Linked DNA regions of Homo sapiens: region 2 is linked to region 1. Evidence: read pairs that join two places in POLR2A ChIA-PET (ENCODE). Cell type or tissue: Caco-2. All regions are shown on one strand. Links, peaks and the distances in the headings refer to the core of each region. The heading gives the core; the rest is flanking DNA. Region 1 overlaps LINC00609 (long intergenic non-protein coding RNA 609). Region 2 overlaps LINC00609 (long intergenic non-protein coding RNA 609).

Evidence for each region. Peaks named below come from ENCODE experiments on the same cell type or tissue, not always from the same donor. Only the 100,000 strongest peaks of a DNase experiment are listed, where the experiment ranks them.
Region 2: POLR2A ChIA-PET joins it to region 1 with 8 read pairs; 2 of 35 experiments call an interaction of 5 or more read pairs at or near these places.

The regions. Positions count from the first base shown.
Region 1 is chr14:36,086,038-36,097,122 of GRCh38, reverse strand. The region is part of intron 1 of LINC00609 (long intergenic non-protein coding RNA 609); the gene reads right to left. Among named protein-coding and RNA genes, the nearest start is that of LINC00609, 21 kb to the right of the region's middle. In Caco-2, for the core only: no CTCF peak of the experiment used is centred there; a DNase peak (open chromatin) is centred at 5,872.
Region 2 is chr14:36,157,819-36,168,903 of GRCh38, reverse strand. LINC00609 (long intergenic non-protein coding RNA 609) reads right to left here. Exons shown (of 3, transcript NR_073454.1): 2 at 4,638-4,784; 3 at 3,616-3,792. PTCSC3 (papillary thyroid carcinoma susceptibility candidate 3) reads left to right here. Exons shown (of 4, transcript NR_049735.3): 2 at 6,221-6,280. Among named protein-coding and RNA genes, the nearest start is that of PTCSC3, 13 kb to the left of the region's middle. RefSeq lists an enhancer at 6,017-7,216. In Caco-2, for the core only: no CTCF peak of the experiment used is centred there; no DNase peak of the experiment used is centred there; H3K4me3 peaks cover 959 bases.

The sequences.
Region 1 (11,085 bases), core at 1,068-9,067:
ATCGCCTTTTGCTCTCTTTCTCTCTGTCACTTGCTCCTATTTTCACCATGTGAAGTGCTTGCTCCCACTTTGCCTTCCACCATGAGTAAAAGCTCCCTGAGGCCTCCCGAGAAGCCAAGCAGTGTTGGCGCCATGCTTGTACAGCCTGCAAAACTGTAAGCTAATTAAACCTCTTTTCTTTATAAATTACCCAGTGTCAGGTAGTTCTTCACAACAATGCAAGAACAACCTAACACATAGACCCTGCCTTCAAGGAATTAATAGTCTAATGGGAGAGACAACATTTAAAGAGCTAATGTTTAAAAAAGATTATTTTATCATTATTTAGCTGAAATATTTATTTCTATATTATAATAAGCCAAAAATATACAGAGAAACGCTTATCTCTAAGGCCTTCGATTTATTGAATATTCTTCAGGGCTCTTGGTAAAAGCTTCATGATAAGGAAATATCTTAAAATAGGAGTACACTTTTTTTAAAAAAAAAAAACCACCCATCTCTAATTGATATCTAGAATGCAAAGTTGAATTCTACATGACTAGGAGAACAAAGGAGAAGCTCCAGAGTCCCATTAGACATCTATAGAAGGGACGTGAGGGCCCAGGGCCAGCTGAGAACTCATCTGTGAATCTCGGCTTCTCTTCCTTTAAGAAAAGAAAGCTTATCATTGCTAAGTCAGTACCAAAAATGTAAGTTTTATTAAATTCTTCTAAGCTTTGAGTTCCACCAACCAGTGAAAGCATACAGCTGAAACCAAAGAAACTAAAATGCAAATGTCTGTAGGTGCTAGTTCCACAAAGTGTGTCTCTATCCCAGAACCATCAGCAGCATGTGGGAGCTTGTCACAACTGTATCATCTTGGACCCTGCCCAGGACTTACTGAATCAGAATTGCATTTTAACAAAAATCCCTTTGGTGATTCATAGGTACATTAAACTTTGAGAACCACTGGCATAAAAAAACTATGTCTCTATGGGAATTTTGGATAATTCTTCTAAGAACCTACAGAGATTTATAATCCCCAAACAGGTAGACTGTATTTTGCTTCAATATAGCATTTTGCTTTTGGTGTTTCTCTTCTATTATGAAATAGAATGAGAATTTCCTATACCAATAGACAATATGATTCAATTAAAGTTGGCTAAATTTTAGCATTTCTAAAAGCAAATGGCAAAATAAAAGAAAATATTTTAATTCATGCAAATAGAATCAAATAAAAGCAAGAATATAAACACTAATGAAAATAGAGGATAGTGCTTCCAGGCAGACATAGAAATTTGTGATCTCAAACACTGTATATATTTAAATAAATGTTATTTTTTTCCCTTTGATGGTCCTATTTTATTATTAAGGGCACAGACTTTTTAACAAATGCACAACTAATTAACCTTAAGTGTTCAAAATTCCATAGGGATTTGTGGGCGATGGCTGAAAGAGCCTTAAGTTGATAAAATGTTAATGTCTTAAAGCATCTTTCTCTATTGAAGCCATGTACTCAGACAGGATGATGAAAAGGAAAATAAAAGGGAAATGTTTTCAAAGAGAGATTCTTTTTCCTGGGAGAAGAGGGTGAGGGGAGAAGGGAATGGCCAGAAGTGTTGGAGGCCACCGGCCAACAATTTCCGATCCTTTTCATCACACCTCAGAAAGCAGCAGAGATTATGAAGTCGGTAGAGTAGATATTTCTATGGAGGCTTTTTACAACTTACTTCCACCGTCACATTGCCAGCTGAGTTCCTCTTGCTAACATGACACATTTTTTTTTTAATTAGAGCAATTTGTTTCATAGGATGAGCGGTACCTTTCTCAAGATCCCATTCCTGCTGTTTCTGAGCCTCTTTGCCTTGAGGGCCCTTCTGTACCAGTGAGCCTCCAGTAAGTCTTGCTTCGCAAAGAAGCAGAGTGCTGCATTTCAATACTACAGACTACTTCAAAATCATGTTTTCATTTCCCAGAAAGAGTTTTTTAAAATGCACTACACTTCAGTGGCTGTATCCTGCCAGAGCCCAGCACCAAGGAGCCAAGGAGCACCTAAACAAGCTCTAGAAGGAATTCACTTTCCTCCTTTTGTTGAAAAATAAAGGCAAGTCAAGCCGTGGGCCAGAGTGCGCTCTTGGAGAACACACAGAGTGATCCACATCAGGGAGGTTGTGTCTGGTTCTTTCAGAGGTCCCTGCCTTGCCCCAGCAGCAACTGCAGAAATGGCTAACCCCACCCCACTTTCCACAGCCAATAGGAGCAGAGCCAGGGGACAGCCGCTCTGAGAGCCCCCTATGCACAACTTCTGAAAGAAACCCCCAAATTTCACCCTATCTCCCCTATCTCTCCCACCCCTTTCACCTCTGCCCCAAGGGGATGCCTTAAAATCTTACTTAGGAATAGGCTCTATGGAAATTAAGCCTTACACCTTTAAATAACAAGAGAATGGTGAAATAAAATACTTTCATTCTAAAGAGTCTATAGTGCCTTCAGGTCTATTTTCTTCAATTGCCAGTAGAGATGTTACCATTTAACATTTAGTGGCAGGCAGCCCCGAAAGAAGAAAGCAAGGAGTAAGACAGATCTACATTTTAAATGAAAGAAGGGGCTACTTCAGATTCTCCTGGCTATTATGCCTGTTCGGTAACAGTTTATTTTAGATTCGTGCTTCTTTATTCACAGAGACAGAAATTTACAAAGCATACAGTATTAAAAATTAATCAATTTTTACAAAAGGATTTTCACAGATTTCTTTAAATAGAAAGTTTCTTTAGTAAATATAAACCTTTACAAAATTGTTGAGTATCAAGTAGCAGAGTATAATCTCCCAGCACTGGCAACGTCTAAATAAAATCAAATCTAATACAAAATTATAAAGATGTATGTTTTACTTCCAGGTATCCGATCAGCAAAAAGCTATTAAGCACCTACTATATGCCAGGGTTACTTAGATGCCAGAGAAACCAAATCTAGTAAGATACCCTCCTGCCTTCAAAGCATTCACAAGGTTATGTGGATTCCCAGCATCTCAAAGGCTGGTACTTCTGAGTGTTGCCAGGTCACCTGTATTGTGTCTACAGCTAGTTTTGAGGGAGAACCACAGCAGCCCAACACACCTGCTCTCTCCCTGGGATCCTTTTCTTCAGGCCTCTCCATCAACACTATAAGTAACGAGTTGAGACACTAGGATAAAGCCCACATGTCCTTTAGGAAAGGAAGTTAACCATTGCACTGCCAGTTCTCTTCACCTCTGGTGCCAGTTGTCTGCCATCTGTTTACCTCATTAGGAAGTTAAAAAGGAGAAAGGGGAAAATAAAAACATCCATATTTATTAATTAGCTTCTACTATAACAAACCTGAGGGTGGGTGTTAGAACTAAGTACTTAACAGTAATTTAGAACGTTAGATTATCAGCATGGTGCTTCTTTCTGTCATTTATTCGTGATAGTGCACCCTGTAGTTGAGAAACTGCTTCGAAGACCACGGGGTACTGAAAGAACTGTTCTTAAAATGAGGAATTGAACTATATTCAAAATGTGGTACTAGACACCCAAATTCACTAAATTTACCAATTCACTAAAAAAAAAACAACTAACAATTTTAAGCCTTAAAATTAATATTGTCACATTTGTTGAACATTTATTGTGTGTCAAACTAAGCACTTTACCTACCTTTTAATGGTCACAAGAACTTTCACATATCTTAGTCAGTCTTTATAAGAACCCTATGAGGTAGGTACTATTATGACCTCCATTTTACAAATGAGAAAATCAAGGCACAGAAAGGTTAACTAACTCGACCCAAGGTACACAGGTAGAGATTAGTGGAAGATGTTTGGGCCCAACCACAAAGGTATACTGCCACATCATAAAAGAATATTTCTATGGAACCCCAGTGAGTCTGAGATTTGAAATCATCCACAGAAAAATACTGTGAATGCTGCCCTTCACAGAATATCTGAGCAAAGAAAAGCAGAAAATCATCCCTGACATTTGTTGAGCATTTACCATATTCTACGGTAAGCACTTCACATGCTTCATCTCACTTCTCAAAACCCTATTAGAGGCCAGGCACGGTGGCTCAGGCCTGTAATCCCAGCACATTGGGAGGCTGAGGCAGGCGAATCACCTGAGGTCAAGAGTTCAAGACCAGCATGGCCAACGTGGTGAAACCCCATCTCCACTAAAAATACAAAAAGTTAGCTGAGCATGGTGGCAGGAGCCTGTAATCCCAGCTACTCAGGAGGCTGAGGCAGGAGAATCACTTGAACCCAGGAGGTAGAGGTTACAGCAAGCCAAGATCGTGCCACTGCACTCCAGCCTGGGCGACAGAGCAAGACTATGTCTCAAAAAAAAAAAAAAAAAAAGAAGAAGAAAGAAAGAAAACGCTATAATGTACTATTATTACTCCAGTACCCATTTTACCAGTAAAGAAACTCAGGTATGGAGAAAGAAGATCTTGGTGGCTCAAGATCACAGGATAGATTTGAACTCAACTCTAACTGAGCCCAGAGCCAGAGGTTTTACCACTGTGCTAAATAACACACCAGAATAAATATTTTAAACCAAAGCATTCGTGAGTGTAGATGGTGTTGAGTTTTGGGATATCTCAAACACTCCAAGGTTTCCTATACAAACTATTTATGTTTTCTTATTTTTAAACTATTGATACTTACAAGCAATATAATCTCTTCCTTTCTCTTTCATTTAACATTCAAATAACCAGATTATTGCCTTTGGAGAGGCCTCCTATATCTAATAAATATATAAAGACATGTTTTTAAAACAAGAAAGTTGCCTAACCCAAAGTTCCATCTCTGACAAGAGTTCACTGCTGGTTTACAGCACTAACTCCTGTATGTCTGGTCAACACATGGATCTAGAGGCAACAGATTATATCAGAGGCAGAGGCTCTAGAAACAAAGCAGTCTAAGAAGAATGTCTTATTTTTGTTAGGCAATGTTTTTCCTTTAGATAAATTTAACCAAGAACAACACAATCTTTACTTTTTAAATAATATTTAAAGATGATAAAATTCTCACGGAAACATCTAAGCATTGAGTGGATAGAACAGACTCTTATTTCCCCCTAAGTAGCTAGAACAGTCTCTCATGTGAGCACCTAAACACCTATTTAGATCATTTAAATGCTATACACGTCAAAACACTCCAACCTCACACTTCCTTTGAAGTCACGACAATCAGTTTTTTCTTAGTGTCATTTTTTAGCATTGCTATGGCACTTCACTTTTGACAAGTGTTTTATAATTATTTCTACTCTTAGTTAACTCCTAGTTATTCATTTGCATGCAGTTAACTTTCCCAATGAAATACAGATTTTTTGGCAAAAATGAACCTACCCGTAACCAAGAGGTTCATACAGCAGAATTGCAGATAATTGTGTACCCACAGGACGAATAAGGTAGATAGATAGGTAGGTAGACAGACAAACAGACATAAGAAACTAATTCCAAGGACCAGTAACATTCTTGTATTCTTGTCTTACTGGAATTATCAGTCACATCCCCATGTTGCCAATGAGAACATGAACGAATGAGAGACTGGTATTCACATGTGAATTAATACTGATTGAGGAGTAAGTGACTGGCAGACACTGCTAGTTATCAGCCAGTGCCCATTCTCTTTTTTTCCTTTAAGTAACAGAATCCCCCACTGCCCATCTAGACAGTACGTTTCCCAGCCTCCCTTCCAGCTAGAAGTAGTAACATGAAGTTCAGGCCAACGTAATGTGAATAGAAGTGTTGTGTGTAGCTGCTGAGTCACCTACTTAATGATAAATAAAGCTCCTTGCCATGGACCTCCTCTGCCCTCTTCCCTCTGGCTGAGAAATGTCAATAATTAACACAGCTACCCTGGATGTCTAAAATGGAAGCCACATGTTCAACAGAGCAGAGCTGACTCACCAGCCCAGTCCTCAAATGACCTCATAGGACAGAGCTACTGCATTTCTGGGTCTCTGTTACAGCAATTTAGCCTGTATCACAACTAATGGAGTAAACAAATGAAGAGGGAAAAAATATATAAACACACGCACAAACACATACACTATGAGATTGGTTTGACTAGCTCTTGATAACAAGGGTAGATAATGATTAAGGGGAATTTTAAAGGAAAGTAGCTGGAAACATGACAGCAATTATTCTAGATTAAAGTAAGAACAAACTTCTAACTAAATACAAGTAGAAAGTCCTATAAAATATATTTTATACCATTACAAATGTAAAACAACTTCAAATAAATTAACAATTCTCTACTGAAGTTGAGATGCTCATAGAGCGTAAAACAAATGCACCAGTGTCCAAGATTTCTATCATGTTGATGGTAGGTCTGAGCCTGTAAGCTCCCAGAAGGCAGGAATAATATCTTGTTCATTTTTGTATCTTTCCCTTCTTCCTACCTCGACCCTAGTATGTTGGTAAGCACCACCATCTTAGAATCATGTAAGGATTAAAAACAAATGCATGCTCTTCAGAATTCATTGCTGTTAACTTTATCACAATAATCCTCAACTTCTGCCACTTTCTGGTTTTGAGAAACACAAGCATTTTTTTTTAACATTTAGAGCTATTGTAGAATGTATAAAAACTTAGAGCTACAGAACATTAATATTTTTAGATGTAGAATTAACAAACATTTATTCAACATCTAGTTTATGCCTGGCTCTGTGTTTGCTTCCACATAATACTTAAAGTTAACATCATCACCTCCATTTTTTAAAATGAAGAAACGAAGATACAGATTAAAGTGATTTGCCCAAAATGATATAGCCAGTACAAAGCACAGCTTGGACTAGAATTCAGGCTTCCTGAGTTACAGTTTAGTTCTGTTTCTTTCTTTTTTTTTTTCTTTTTTTTGTTTTTTTTTTTTGTTTTGTTTTTGAGACAGAGTCTCGCTCTGTCGCCCAGGCTGGAGTGCAGTGGCGCAGTCTCGGCTCACTGCAAGCTCCGCCTCCCGGGTTCACGCCATTCTCCTGCGTCAGCCTCCTGAGTAGCTGGGACTACAAGCACCCGCCATCACGCCCGGCTAATTTTTTGTATTTTTAGTAGAGACGGGGTTTCACCGTGTTAGCCAGGATGATCTCGATGTCCTGACCTTGTGATTCGCCCGCCTCAGCCTCCCTGGGATTACAGGCGTAAGCCACCACGCCCGGCCAGTTTAGTTCTGTTTCTGAGAGGTCTATTCCATTGCCTCATCCTTTTATGATACATTTCTACATATCAAATATTAGACCAAACAACAACAAAACACACACAAACAAAACACCTGCCAGCATAGTAATGACTGCTACGTACTGATGAACAGGAAAACATAGACATATATACTGTCCTAGACAGTATATCAGGATCGGGAAGGACTATAGGTAAACATATCAGAGTAATTCCTCTGAATAAAAATAGGGAAACTTTCCAAGATGAAAATGAGCAATTGGATAGCACCATTAACATTAACATCTTATCCACTTCTGAAAACTATTACTTAATTCAACGTAATTCTTCACTATTGGTCTAACCAGAACCTTTTTGGATTCAAAGATACAACAAATATGATTAAGAATAGATACACCAAGGTTAAGAAGTATCCAGCTATATATTTAGGACTGCAAGTGGTTGAATTAATTGCACATCTTCCCATAAAACTTTACACTTTCTTAAGGAGAGATTCCATGTGCTCAGTTTAAGACCCCTTGATCTGAAAAGGTCCAGGGGTAAGAAAGTTAGCAAGTTTTGAATCTCCAGTTTGATGATGTTTTGTTTGCTTATTATTTGTTATTTGAATTGGCTGTACTTAAAGCTAAAGAAAGTTAGGGAGAAATGAGACTGAGACAACCAATGCAATGAGTTATTTATTCAGTTCTTGGCCCTGATAATGGAAACATAACAGTATCTAAGAATTTCGGGTGCTAAGTAATTAGCAACTTGGTCTCACATCTCTGAGATTAAACTTCTCACTGTCCAGATAGGAAAATTTGATGTGAGACCACAGGCAAGGCTTCCTAAAGGAAATTAGAGTTGGAGATGTTAAAATCCACGATTCCCAGTAATGTCATGACATGGCTTATAGCAGTGACTTTCACCCTTTCCTAACAAAAAGCATCACTCTAATCAAGAAGTAATCCCATACCCTTTACCCACTCATGTGCTAAGGGCAAGTTTGCCTTTCACAGAAGAGAGCTTTAAGAATTTTAAATAAACACAATAAAGCATTCCCAGTAGCGAGTTAAATGCAGTATTACAGACCTTCTTCCAACTGTGTACTTAAATAAGGGTGGGGCTAGGAGATAAATGTAGGGAAATAGCTGGATCACATGGAAAGACCTATGTGGGAGGCGCTTTGTTTGATGGACCCAGTGAGCACAGAGTCCCCTCCCATTCGGGGTATCTAGAGCACACCCTCGATTCTTAGTGCTTTTGATGAAGTTTCTGCTTCAATGGGACAACGGCTTTCTATCAAAGAGTGTCATAACATCTTATAAAAGACTGTCATAACACAGAACCCTTCTAATTGGTGTGGAGAGCTCTGCAAGAGCACAGTAGTTGTAAGCCATAGCATCACCTCTCTTTAGGGAGAGGGAACAAAATTTAATACACAGGGCGGCAGAGAGATAATTAATTGCCTTCTTGGCAACCTACCACTCTACTCCCAATGGGATCACTGTGACAAGTTATGAAATTCAAGTCAAAATATTTAACTCAGCCACTTACTCAAGTGGTAGACCCAATTTTAGGCACCTCACAGTTAGGGTGCTCATAAAGAAAAGTCTTCTCTTCATTATTCTGCAGTAGCACATGTAACTGTTGGCATCTATGGGTATTCTGTTGCCTCTATGAAGGATATATCTGTCTGTAAAGTATACTCACATATTTCTATCAGTGTAAGGAAGGAATGAGTAATACAGAGAATTATAGTAAGCTGAATAGTTCCAGGAAAATGCAAGAACTAGATCAAAAATGAGAAAAGATTAGTACTGAAAGTCTTCGAAAATAACCTGATACAAAGTGGTCCAATCAAAAGGGTGTAAGAGGATGAATTAGCCAATTTTCCCAAAAGAAATACTGATTACACCAACTAGATCCACAGCTCCTGGAAGATGACGGGCCACTCTAATAAAGTCTAAGGATGTGAATTATACAACCAAGGCAGGAAATTCTGTGACCTAAGATTCAGAGGTCAGAGCAGAGGACAGAGGATGCCCTAGGGAATGAGTTGGAAGTAGGAAAGGGGAGGAAGGAAGGAAGAAAGTCGTGTCTCCATATTGACTAAGCCAGGGTCTTCACCTCCTCACTGGGTCAAGGCTGACAGAGACAGGTTACATGATTTTTTTTAAGAGGTAACAGCTCCCTAATGAGAATATACAGAAAGTATTTCCTGCTATGTTTTTAGATTCGCAAACAATAAAATACACTTCTTTTGAGTGCACAGTTTGATAAGTTTAGATAAATGTATACATCCATGTAGTCGTCACCACAGTCAAGATATATAACATTCCCATCATTCCAAAAAGTTTCCTCAAGTCCTCTACAGTCCCACCCCCAACCCCTAGGCAACCACTCATCTGCCTTCTGTTACCATCAATCATTGCCTTTTATTGATTTCCATATAAGTGGAGTTCTGCTTTATATACTCTTTTTGTGTCTATCTTCTTTTGTTAAGAAAAATTTTTATATTCATTTGTACTGTTTATAGCAGTAGTTCACTCCTCTGTATCGCTTCATAGTATTTCACTGCATGAATACACTGTAATTTATTTATCCATTTACCTGCTGATGGACACTTCAATTGTTTCCAGATTTTGCTTCCAGATTTTGGCTATTATGAATAGTTACTATGAATATTTGTATACACATCTTTGTATGGACATATGTTTTTATTTCACTTGCCTAGCAGTGGATTGCTGAATCATATGGCAAAAAAAGTAAATATTTTAACTTCATAAGAAATTGCCAAGCCATTTCCAAAGTGGCTGAATCATTTTACATTCCCACCAGTGATGTGTGAGAGTTCCCTCACTTCACATCCTTGTCAGCACTCAATATTGTCTGCCTTTAATTTTAGCCATTATAGTGTATGTATGGTAGTACCTCATCATTGGTTTAATTTGCATTTTCCTGACTAATAATGTTGAGCATCTTTTTATATGCTTATTGGCCATGCATATATCTTCTTTTTCTGAAGAGTCTGTTAAAATCTCTTCTTTTTTAAATTGAGTTGGTTCTTGCTATGTTGACTTCAACGTTTTTCTAAGAATGACAGCACTTCCCATCAATTTGATTTACAGCTAGTAATTTGAGGCTCTCTAATGGCACTGCCAGGCTAAAAAATTGCTAGCCAAAGTTCAAGTGAAAGGGTCAAAAATGGATGGAATGCATAAATCAGATCCTATCACTCTCCTGCTGAAAAATCTGCCAATGGCTTTCCATGGCAATTAAAATAAAATCTGAACTCTTTATCTTGGTCCCTAAAGCCCCATGTGATTTGACCTCTGCATCCCTCTCCAACTTCATCTCTTGCCATCTCCCCTCACTCACCATGCTCCTGACACCTGCCTTTCTTTTTGTCCCTTAAACACATGTATTTGTTCCTGATGTTATCCCCTCTGTCTGGAATTCTACTCATGGAGAGCTTGATGTGCTGCCTCCTTCTAATCATTCAGTCTCAACTTTAACGTCAGGGCTTCCCCACCTAATCCCGATAAACAGCACCCCCCAGTTCCTCTGTATCTTAGCATTTGTCACTACCTGAAATTATTTTATATTTTTATATGTGTTTATTGTCTGTTTCTTCCCAATATAATTCAGGCTTTATGAATACAGAAACTTCGTCTGGGTCATTGATTCATCCCTGGAACCTATAAGTGATGCCAAGAATATAGTATCAGCTCACTGACTACTTTTTAGGATAGTTGGTTCTCTTCCTTCTCAGTTGTTTCTCCCGACAAAAGTTCCCAGCCTCTAGCATCAGAGCAGCCTTTGCTGGAGTCATAGAAGCCATCACTAGAGAATACACCAAATGTATTCAATTTGAAGGCATCATCACCTCCCTCGGCCAATCACAGGTAAGAGCAATTTGACTTGTAAGATGAGATGAGT
Region 2 (11,085 bases), core at 1,232-9,231, 72 kb before region 1:
CATCCCTGTAATCCAAACTACTCAGGAGGCCAAGGACAAAGGATGGCTTGAGGCCAGGAGTTTGAGACCAACTTGGGCAAAACAGCAAGATCACCATCTCTAAACAAAAAAATGTTTTAAGTTAGCCAGGCATAGTGTCAGGTACTTGCAGTTCCAGCTATTTGGGAGGCTGAGGTGGGAGGATTACTTAAGCCCAGGAGTTTGAGGCTGCAGTGAGCTATGATCCTGCCACTGCACTACAGCCTGGGTGACAGAGCAAGGCCCCATCTCTAAATAAGTAAATTTTTATTAAAAACCTTTCTTTCTCTGTTTCCTTTCTTTTTAAATCTGAGTTTCTGCTTCTATTATTTCACTCCAGTGGACAGTACTCTAGTTATGCTACAAAGAAGAATACAGTAGACAGCATAACTAGAATCCTTCCAACCTTAACTAGCTGGAAGGATTCTAACTCCAGCATATAATTAGAGTAATAGCAAAGTATTTCTGCAGCCACACAAAAAGTAGAATATATATATATATATATATATATATATATATATATATTCAGAATCAATAGTTTAAACTCCCAATAATGGGTTTTAATGGAATGCAAAGGCATAATGTTTTATTAACGAGAGGGTGTTGTTTAGGTAAAGATCATGGAAATGGAACTAGAAAGTGGTAGTTAATTCCATTTTCTAGAACACAGACAACACACATGAAACTAGCTTGACGAAAAAGTGGCCTATTCAGCCAAAGTCATATAGAGAAAATATCAAGATAGAAAATAAGCCATTCAGCAGCAACAGTTCTGAGCATCAGGAGCAACAATATTATTGGCAAGAGCTTTCCCTTCAAGCTACCAGCATCACTGGACTTCAAAAGGATTGCAATTCACATGCCTGGGAACGTGCAGGCCAACAGCAGGGGAGGGAGGGGGTGTCTTTTTGTGAGAAAGCATGAAATTTTTCTAAGGTACATTATAAAATGGCTTGGCAGAAGCTTGGTGTGTAAATACCAAGGTTAGCATATTCTTTGTTGTAGCTCTACAGAACGTTAAGCACTGTATTTTTTAAATCTTAACATTTTAGAGTGCTTAAAATGAGTACTGTTCCCATTTAATTGGAGCGTTTTTTCCCCTCTGACGGGCAGACTATGAGGTTTCCTAAGTGCTTTCCCTAAGTCCAGAATCAAAGAGATTTGATTGGTTCTTTCCTTCACCAGCTTATTTTATTGTGTTGGATGATGACTTGGCTTTTCATGTAACCCTGAGAGAGAGGGATTTGTTTACGCTCCCCTGGGCTTTGGGAGGGGACTGAGGTCTTTGAGGAAGAAGGCAGCTTTGGATAACATCGAGAACTAGGATTTGGTGGTGAAGTTGTATAATGAGACCACATTCTACCCAGGACTGAACATGACTATCGAAGCCAACCTACTCAGAGCATTTGATACAGAAGTTAAAATGGGTTCAGTCTTCTTTGTAAATAAAATTGTATGTTTTTCCTTGTGGCTGTGGGGTCCCAGTTAGAATAAGCTGTTTATAATGACATAAATAACCATGGCATCTCTAGAAGTTATGCATCAACGTCTTTTCACCAGTGTGCAGAGAAAGGGAAAAAAAACCTAACAGAGGAAATGGGCCAGCTAGCTTCCTGCATTCCCAGTCATTTATTAGAAAATAATTAAGATTTCATCATAAAATAAGTTGGTGAAACAGAAATAGGATTAATCATCTGCAAAGAGGAGAAAAAGTACTGAAATAAGTTTGCACTCACTATTGCTGGGTTTAAAATGGTTTCTCTTTTACAAATGTGCTTGTTCTAACATCCAGAAAGTTGACCTTCTCGGCCATAGAACTAATTAGCCATGAAAGTCATTCTATCCCAGAGAGAGAAAGATTATGGTATAGCCTCTATCATCCACCTTAGAATTCATGGCTAGAGTGTCTGAATTACCTGTCCTAACCTGATTTGTTGGTCGCTATAAAGTTCAGATGGTGTTTTCCTTAGTGATTATAAGAACTCTATTAGGAGAACTGCACTTTTAACCTTCCAGTGCAGGCCAACTATATTTAGAGTTTTGTCTGCTAATGCTTCAACCCTTTAATAGAAGTGAGCAAAAATTTAGAAAGAAAACCACCAAACATTGGCAATCCCTGCACAGTTGTTTCACGATATTCACTATTAGGCAAGATCTATATTATCATACCTTCTATTTCTGCCTGACACATGAATATGACTGTTAAAACCAAAGATAAAGGTACATTCCCTAGCAACCACAGAGAGATTTCTGGGACAACTGTAACAATAAAGGAAATATCTCCCAGACATATTAAGTGCAAAAAGCTGGATGTAGCACAACATATATGATGTGAGTCTATTGATTAAAAAACCAAGAGTATGTATATGTTTCAGTCTGGAAGGACACATATCAGACACCCTGCTTAGAAAGGATATTTTTGCTTTGTCTGGAATATTTGAACTTTTTATAAAGGAAATCTATTAGTGTGTTTTCACTTAAAACAATTTAAAACATATAGCACTAAAAATTCAGACGTAGTTGAGCCTTAATTTAATAACTTACACATATTTCACTCTGCTAGGAATATGTTTCGTCCTTACGTTCTCTGTAGCGTATTTTATTAAAAAGTCATCAAGGACTTAAGACTTATCTGAAGACAGAGGAAGCGTGTGAGCAAGCTGTTGCTGTAGCGTGCCTAGAATACTTTCACATATTACTTAGCATGAAATCCTGCACACAATAGCCATCGGGTGGATGGACAGACAGGTGGACGGATGGACAAAACAATATGAAGACTTTTGAACTGATCATTAATCCTGGCTGACTGATAAGAGAAGCATGTAAGCACTCTAGAAGGACAGTTCTTTCGGGTAATTTTTATTTTGCAGTAAGTTTAGAATTGCTAGTTTTTATAATGCCTCTGACTGTATTTAAAAGAGAACTTCTCATCCTGTTCACTGACAGCTTTTCAATAAAATTTGATATATACCATGAATCACAAAACCGCTAAGCAAGTTTTCAAATGCAGTTTCAAAAAGCCCTAACAAAATTGTACTTGCCTCGCCAAATGTGAAAGTTCCTCCCACGGCTTCTTCTACTGCCCTAAATCATTAGTTTCATTATCGTCCTGAAGCAGATATTCCAAGACACCACCAATTCCTACAAAAAAAAAAAAAAAAAAGGAAAAATAAATAGATCAGGAAATACCCATCTATCTGTTTCATTAACTTCCTTAGCTGAAACTACAGTTGAGTTAAAGGAAAGGTGATTGGTTAAAATATCTAAAACGCTAATTTAAAAAATACCTGCGATATCATCTCTCTTTTTGACCCATCCTTAAATTTAACTGCTTTTTTTTTTTATAGATTGCAAACAAGGGATTTATTTTTAACTCTCAATCTGTTGTCATTATGCTGGGGGTAAATAAATGAGGGCAATGGTCAAAGTGAAAATAATCTCATAGAGAAACAGACAGAGATGGAGAGAGAATGTGCCTTTAAATCACCAGAGAGGCCATAGAGGTAGAAAGAACATAGGACAAACATAGCCAGGTCCTAACCTTAGGGGAGGGACAGCTGTGCTTGGCTTGATGGGGCAAGCACACTTACCTGTTCTAAGTGTCGCATATTCTTTTTTCCTGCTTCCTCTAATGTCTTTTCATCATGGTCTTAACATTGTCTTATAAACTGCTCTATCTACTGCTCACACCTCCACTTCCAGTCTTCTGACTGCACGTGGGGAGAGGGCAAAAATGACTTGAGATGGGCGAGATGGGCCGAGAATGATGGGATCCTGGAGAATATTCACTCGTCAGCTGTGAGAAGTAGTCAATGGACCACTGCGGCTCTTTATTTGCATAATGAGGTTATTCCCCCGGATACCCCCAGGTTACTTCCAGGTCTAACATTTGATATTTTCATCCCTTTTGGTCAAAGATATGACACTGCCTGGGGAAATTAAGTGTCCTATGACATTAACTTGACATTAAGTAGTAGGAATTAACAAAGATATCACCGTTACAAAGATATATTACATTGTTACAAAGATACATATAGCAAAGACATATTAATAAAGATATCATTTTCTGTTAATGTTCTACAGGAATCTCTTCCTTCCAGTGTATTTATATTGTAAAAATGGTTCTGATGTCTCCTGGCAGCAATGCAGAACTACAATGTAAAGGGATGGGGACATAGAGGTCAGTGGGGAAATGTACAGGTTGTAGTATCCAGTGTTTTCAAATTATCTGTCTATGTATGAAAACTGAGAATCTGTAAATGTCCAAGTACGGATAGTTGTTTTATAAAAAATAAAAAATAGTTCTAACTTTAATACATTTAAGACGTTTTCCTGGAAAATTTTCTAATTTAGCATGATGAAAAGAATGACTGGTTTTTAAAGTGCAGTTGAACAGGCAAATTCCCTTTATAAGAAAATAACACATAAATGCAAGGATTACAACTTTGAAATTGCTTGAAATCTTTTCTACCAGTGAACACTGAAATTTGTATCTATTTATATTACCATCTTTCAACAAATGCTTTAACCTTAGTATTTTATAGCCCCTTCCTTTATATTCTCCTAAGTAAAAACTCTAATTTTGTGGCAAACATTTAGTGAAATATGATTTATCTCACCTATTTCATTCTATCCATATGGCTTCTAAGTCTTGAGAGTACAGGTGGAAACTGTCCGTAGCAAATTGTTCCTGTCATAGTTTCCCGAATATTTCAGTCTTCAATTAACCATAGTTTAAATTAGTCAGAACATCCAGGAAGCGAACACTGGTGAGAGTGAATGAGGCAGAAAATTTGATTGTGTTATACATGAAATTCAGCTATTCAGTGAAATTCTCCAAATGTTGTAATTCTGCTGTCCTGATTACAATTATTTCATCTATGTGGTGCATATATATTTTAATCTTCTCCTGACACCGTCTGTTGTTATAAATGAATTTGTCTTCCCAGCTATTCACAAACGCATTTGCATTATTGAGGTCATGTCTGACTATAGGTCTTGGTTCCATGATTTAAACAATACTTAATCTTACCTCCTGGGATTATTTTTGCATTAGATGATAATTGATTGGAAATCCACTGACAAAGTATAAAGATATCATTTTCTGTTAATGAGCTTGACAAAGGAGGATTCGTGCCGTTCTATTTTAAAAAGAAACATTTCTTGACCTTGAATATAGGACTAAAATGACCTTATATCACAAAACATTCACAATAGAATGTTAGTTAAGCTTAACGGTTTTCTGGCAAAAGCCCTTCTAGATACGTGCAGAATTCCTGTAAAATCGGGTTCTAAACATGTTTTCAGCCCATGTGGTCCTGACCTCTGGAAGTTAGTCCACTTATATTCTACATTCAGATTTTCTTTTATATTTTTCTTTTTTCCTCCCTTCCTTTCTTCCTCCCTCCCTCTCTCCTTCCTTTCTTTAGTTCCTTAATGTATTTCTTTGTTCTTTTTTTTTCCTCCATGGTGTCTAGTTGCTTTTTCCAATTTCCATTGTTAAGGCTGGATTCCATAGGAAATAAAGGTGAGAAGAGGTAAAAAATATTGTACCTTGGGGGAGTGCAGAGAAGATGTGGGAGCAGTGACATATTTTTTAGTGTCTCCTTTTAATTAATTTCTCCCCATTTATGCTTATTTTATTCTTTTCAAAATTTTTAAAGTTTGTTATTGTTTTTAGAGATGGACTCTTGCTATATTGCCCCAGCTGGCTTCAGACCCCTAGGCTCAAGTAATCCTCCTGCCTCAGCCTTCTATGTAGGTGTGTACCACCTACCATGGCTATTTTTTTTTTCACTTAATTTATATAACAGAACCTGAGACAAGTACTCTTGCTTCAGATTTTAACCTTGCTTTATTTTTCAGTTCTTAAGCAGCTATTATGTAAAGATAGCTAAAATTTTCTTCAAAAAGAAAAAAGACTACCATCCATTTTTGTTTTTATGGAAATTTTGGAAAGCTTAAAAACACTTCCGTTGAAGAGAACTGACACCATATAAGCATGTGGTCTCAAGTCAATACCTGGAGGTTCCCAGTACCAGTGCAAACTCCATTACTGATGGAATCATGGCAAGGTTTTGAAAATCACTTATTTTCTTAGCATTTTCCCCTAAATCAGGAACGATGATAACATCCTCTCCACAAAACTACAAGGTAATCTATCATGGACTGACTCTCTAAAAATATAAATCCTGGATTGCAGGCAAAATGGCCGAATAGGAGCAGCTCCAGTCTACAGCTCCCAGGGAGATTAATGCAAAAGGTAAGTGATTTCTGCATTTCCAACTGAGGTACCCAGTTAATCTCATTGGGACTGGTGAGACAGTGGGTGCAGCCCACGGAGGGCGAGCCAAAGCAGGGTGGGGCGTCGCCTCACCCAGGAAGCGCACGGGGTCGGGGAACTCCCTCCCCTAGCCAAGGGAAGCCCAGAGGGACTGTGCCATGAGGAAGGGTGCACTTTGACCCAGATACTATGCTTTTCCATAGTCTTTCCAACCCGCAGACCAGGAGATTCCCTCCAGTGCCTACACCACAAGGGACCTAGGTTTCAAGCACAAAACCGGGCAGCCATTTAGGCAGACACTGAGCTGGCTGCAGGAGTTTTTTTTTTTTTTTTTTTTTTTTTTTCCATACCCCAGCAGCTCCTGGAACGCCAGTGAGACAGAACTGTTCACTCCCCTGGAAAGAGGGCTGAAGCCAGGGAGCCAAGTTGTCTTGCTCAGCCGATCCCACCCCCACAGAGTCCAGCAAGCTAACATCCACTGGCTTGAAATTCTCAGTGCCAGCACAGCAGTCTGAAGTTGACCTGGGACACTCGAGCTTGGTGAGGGGAGGGGCATCTGCCATTACTGAGGTGTGAGTAGGCGGTTTTACCCTCACGGTGTAAACAAAGCTGCCAGCAAGTTCGAACTTGGAGACGCCCACCGCAGCTCCGCAAAGCCACTGCAGCCAGACTGCGTCTCCAGATTTCTCCTCTCTGGGCAGGGCATCTCTGAAAGAAAGGCAGCAGCCCAAATCAGCGGCTCATAACCCTGGGACAGGGCACGTGGGGGAAGGGGTGGTTGCGGGTGCAACTTCAGCAGACTTAAATGTGCCTACCTGATGGCTCTGAAGAAAGCAGTGGATCTTCCAGCACAGCGTTCAAGCTCTGCTAAGGGTCAGACTGCCTCCTCAAATGGGTCCCTGACCCCCATGTCTCCTGACTGAGAGACACCTCCCAGCCGGGGTGGACAGACACTTCATACAGGAGAGCTCCAGCTGGCATCTGGCGGGTGCCCCTCTGGGACAAAGCTTCCAGAGGAAGGAACAGGCAGCAATCTTTACTGTTCTGTAGCCTCTACTGGAGATACCCAGGCAACAGGGGCCTGGAGTGGACCTCCAGCAAACTCCAGCAGACCTGCAGCAGAGTGGTCTGTCAGAAGGAAAACTAACAAACAGAAAGAAATAGCATCAACATCAACAAAAAGGATGTCCAGACACAGAAAACCCCATCCAAAAGTCACCAGCATCAAAGACCAAAGGTAGATAAATCCACAAAGATGAGGAAAAACCAGCACAAAAAGACTGAAAATTTCTAACACCAGAATGCCTCACCTCCTCCAAAGGATCACAACTCCTCGCCAGCAAGGGAACAAAAGCAGACAGAGAATGAGCTTGACAAATTGACAGAAATAGGCTTCAGAAGGTGGGTAATAACAAACTCCTCGAAGCTAAAGGACCATGTTCTAACCCAATGCAAGGAAGCTAAGAACCTTGAAAAAAGATTAGACTAATTGCTAACTAGAATAACCAGTTTAGAGAAGAACATAAATGACATGATGGAGCTGAAAAACACAGCACGAGAACTTCATGAAGCATACACAAGTATCAATAGCTGAATCAAGTGGAAGAAAGATATCACAGATTGAAGATCAACTTAATGAAATAAAGCATGAAGACAAAATTAAAGAAAAAAGAATAAAAAGGAATGAACAAAGCCTCCAAGAAATATGGGACTATATGAAAAGACCAAATCTATGTCTGATTGGCATACCTGAAAGTGATGGGGAGAATAAAACCAAGTTGGAAAACACTCTTCAGGATATTATCCAGGAGAACTCCCCCAACCTAGCAAGACAGGCCAACATTCAAATTCAGGAAATACAGAGAACACCACAAAGATACTCTTCAAGAAGAGCAACCCCCAAGACATATAATTGTCAGATTCACCAAGGTTGAAATGAAGGAAAAAATCTTAAGGCAGCCAGAGAGAAAGGTCAGGTTACCTACAAAGGGAAGCCCATCAGACTAAAAGTGGATGTCTTGGCAGAAACCCTACAAACCAGAAGAGAGTGGGGGCCAATATTCAACATTCTTAAAATAATTTTCAACCCAGAATTTCATATCTAGCCAAACTAAGCTTCGTAAATGAAGGAGACATAAAATCCTTTACAGACAAGCAAATGCTGAGAGATTTTGTCACCACCAGGTCTGCCTTACAAGAGCTCCTGAAGGAAGTACAAAACATGATAAGGAACAACAGATACCAGCCACTGCAAAAACATACCAAATAGTAAAGACCATCGACACTATGAAGAAACTGCATCAATTAATGGGCAAAATAACCAGCTAGCATCATAATGACAGGATCAAATTCACACATAACAATATTAACCTTAAATGTAAATGGACTAAATGCCCCAATTAAAAGACACAGACTGGCAAATTGGATAAAGAGTCAAGACCCATCAGTGTGCTGTATTCAGGAGACTCATCACACATGCAAAGACACACATAGGCTCAAAATAAAGAGATGGAGGAATATTTGCCAAGCAAATGGAGAGCAAAAACAAAAGCAGGGCTTGCAATCCTAGTCTCTGATAAAACAGACTTTAAACCAATAAAGATCAAAAGAGACAAAGAAGGCCATTACATAATGGTAAAGGGATCAATTCAACAAGAAGAGCTAACTATCCTAAATATATATGCACCCAGTACAGAAGCACCCAGATTCATAAAGCAAGTCCTTAGAGACCTACAAAGAGACTTAGACTCCCACACAATAATAGTGGGAGACTAACACTGTCAATATTAGACAGGAATATTAACAAGGATATTCAGGACTTTAACTCAGCTCTGGACCAAGCAGAACTAACAGACATCTACAGAACTCTCCACCCCAAATCAACAGAATATACATTCTTCTCAGCATCACATAGCACTTATTCTAAAAGTGACCACATAATTAGAAGTAAAACACTCCTCAGCAAATGCAAAAGAATGGAAATCATAACAAACAATATCTCATACCACAGTGCAATCAAATTAGAACTCAGGATTAAGAAACTCAAAACCACACAACTACATGGAAACTGAACAACCTGCTCCTGAATGACTACTGGGTAAATAATGAAATTAAGGCAGAAATAAATAAGTTATTTGAAACCAATGAGAACAAAGACACAATGTACCAGAATCTCTGGGACACAGCTAAAACAGTGTTAAGAGGGAAATTTATAGCACTAAATGCCCACAAGAGAAAGCAGGAAAGATCTAAAATCAACACCCTAACATCACAATTAAAAGAACTAGAGAAGCAAAAGCAAACAAATTCAAAAGCTAGCAGAAGACAAGAAATAACTAAGATCAGAGCAGGACTGAAGGAAATAAAGACGCAAAAAAAACCCTTCAAAAAATCAATGAATCCAGGAGCTGTTTTTTTTTTTAAAGATCAACAAAATAGACCAGTAGCCAGACTAATAAAAGAGAGAAGAATCAAATAGATGCAATAAAAAAAGATAAAGGGGATTTCCCCACTGATCCCACAGAAATACAAACTACCATCAGAGAATACTTTAAACACCTCTATGCAAATAAACTAGAAAATCTAGAAGAAATGGATAAATTCCTGGACACATATACCCTCCCAAGTCTACACCAGGAAGAAGTTGAATCCCTGAATAGACCAATAACAAGTTCTGCAATTCAGGCAGTAATTAATAGCCTACCAACCAAAAAAATTCAAGGACTAGATGGATTCACAGCCAAATTCTACCAGAGGAACAAGGAGGTGCTTGTACTGTTCCTTCTGAAACTATTCCAAACAAAAGAAAAAGAAGGACTCCTCCCTAAGTCATTTTATGAGGCCAGCATCATCCTGATACCAAAACCTGGCAGAGACACAACCAAAAACGAAAATTTCAGCCCAATATCTCTGATGAATATTGATGTGAAAATCCTCAGTAAAACACTGGCAAACCAAATCCAGCAGCACATCAAAAAGCTTTTCCACCATGATCAAGCTGGCTTCATCCCTGGGATGCAAGGCTGGTTCAACACATGCAAATCAATAAACATAATCCATCACATAAACAGAACCAATGACAAAACCACAGGATTATCTCAATAGATGCAGAAAAGACCTTCAGTAGAATTCAACACCCCTTCATGCTAAAAACTCTCAATGAACCACGTATTGATGGGACGTATCTCAAAATAATAAGAGCTATTTGTGACAAACCCACAGCCAATATCTTACTGAATGGGCAAAAACCGGAAGCATTTCCTTTGAAAACCAGCACAAGACAAGGATGCCCTCTCTCCCCACTCCTAGTCAACATAATATTGGAACTTCTGGCCAGGGCAATCAGGCAAGAAAAAGAAATAAAGTGTATTCAATTAAGAAAAGAGGAAGTCAAATTGTCTCTGTTTGCAGATGACATGATTGTATATTTAGAAAACCCCATCATCTCAGCCCAAAATCTCCTTAAGCTGATAAGCAACTTCAGCAAAGTCTCAGGATACAAAATCAATGTGCAAAAATTACAAGCATTTCTATACACCAATAATAGAAAAACAGCCAAATCACGAGTGAACTCCCATTTGCCATTGCTTCAAAAAGAATAAAACACCTAGGAATCCAACTTACAAGGGATGTGAAGGACCTCTTCAAGGAGAACTACAAACCACTGCTCAAGGAAATCAGAGAGGACACAAACAAATGGAAAAGCATTCCATGCTCATGGATAGGAAGAATCAATATCATGAAAATGGCCATACAGCCCAAAGTAATTTATAGAGTGAATGCTA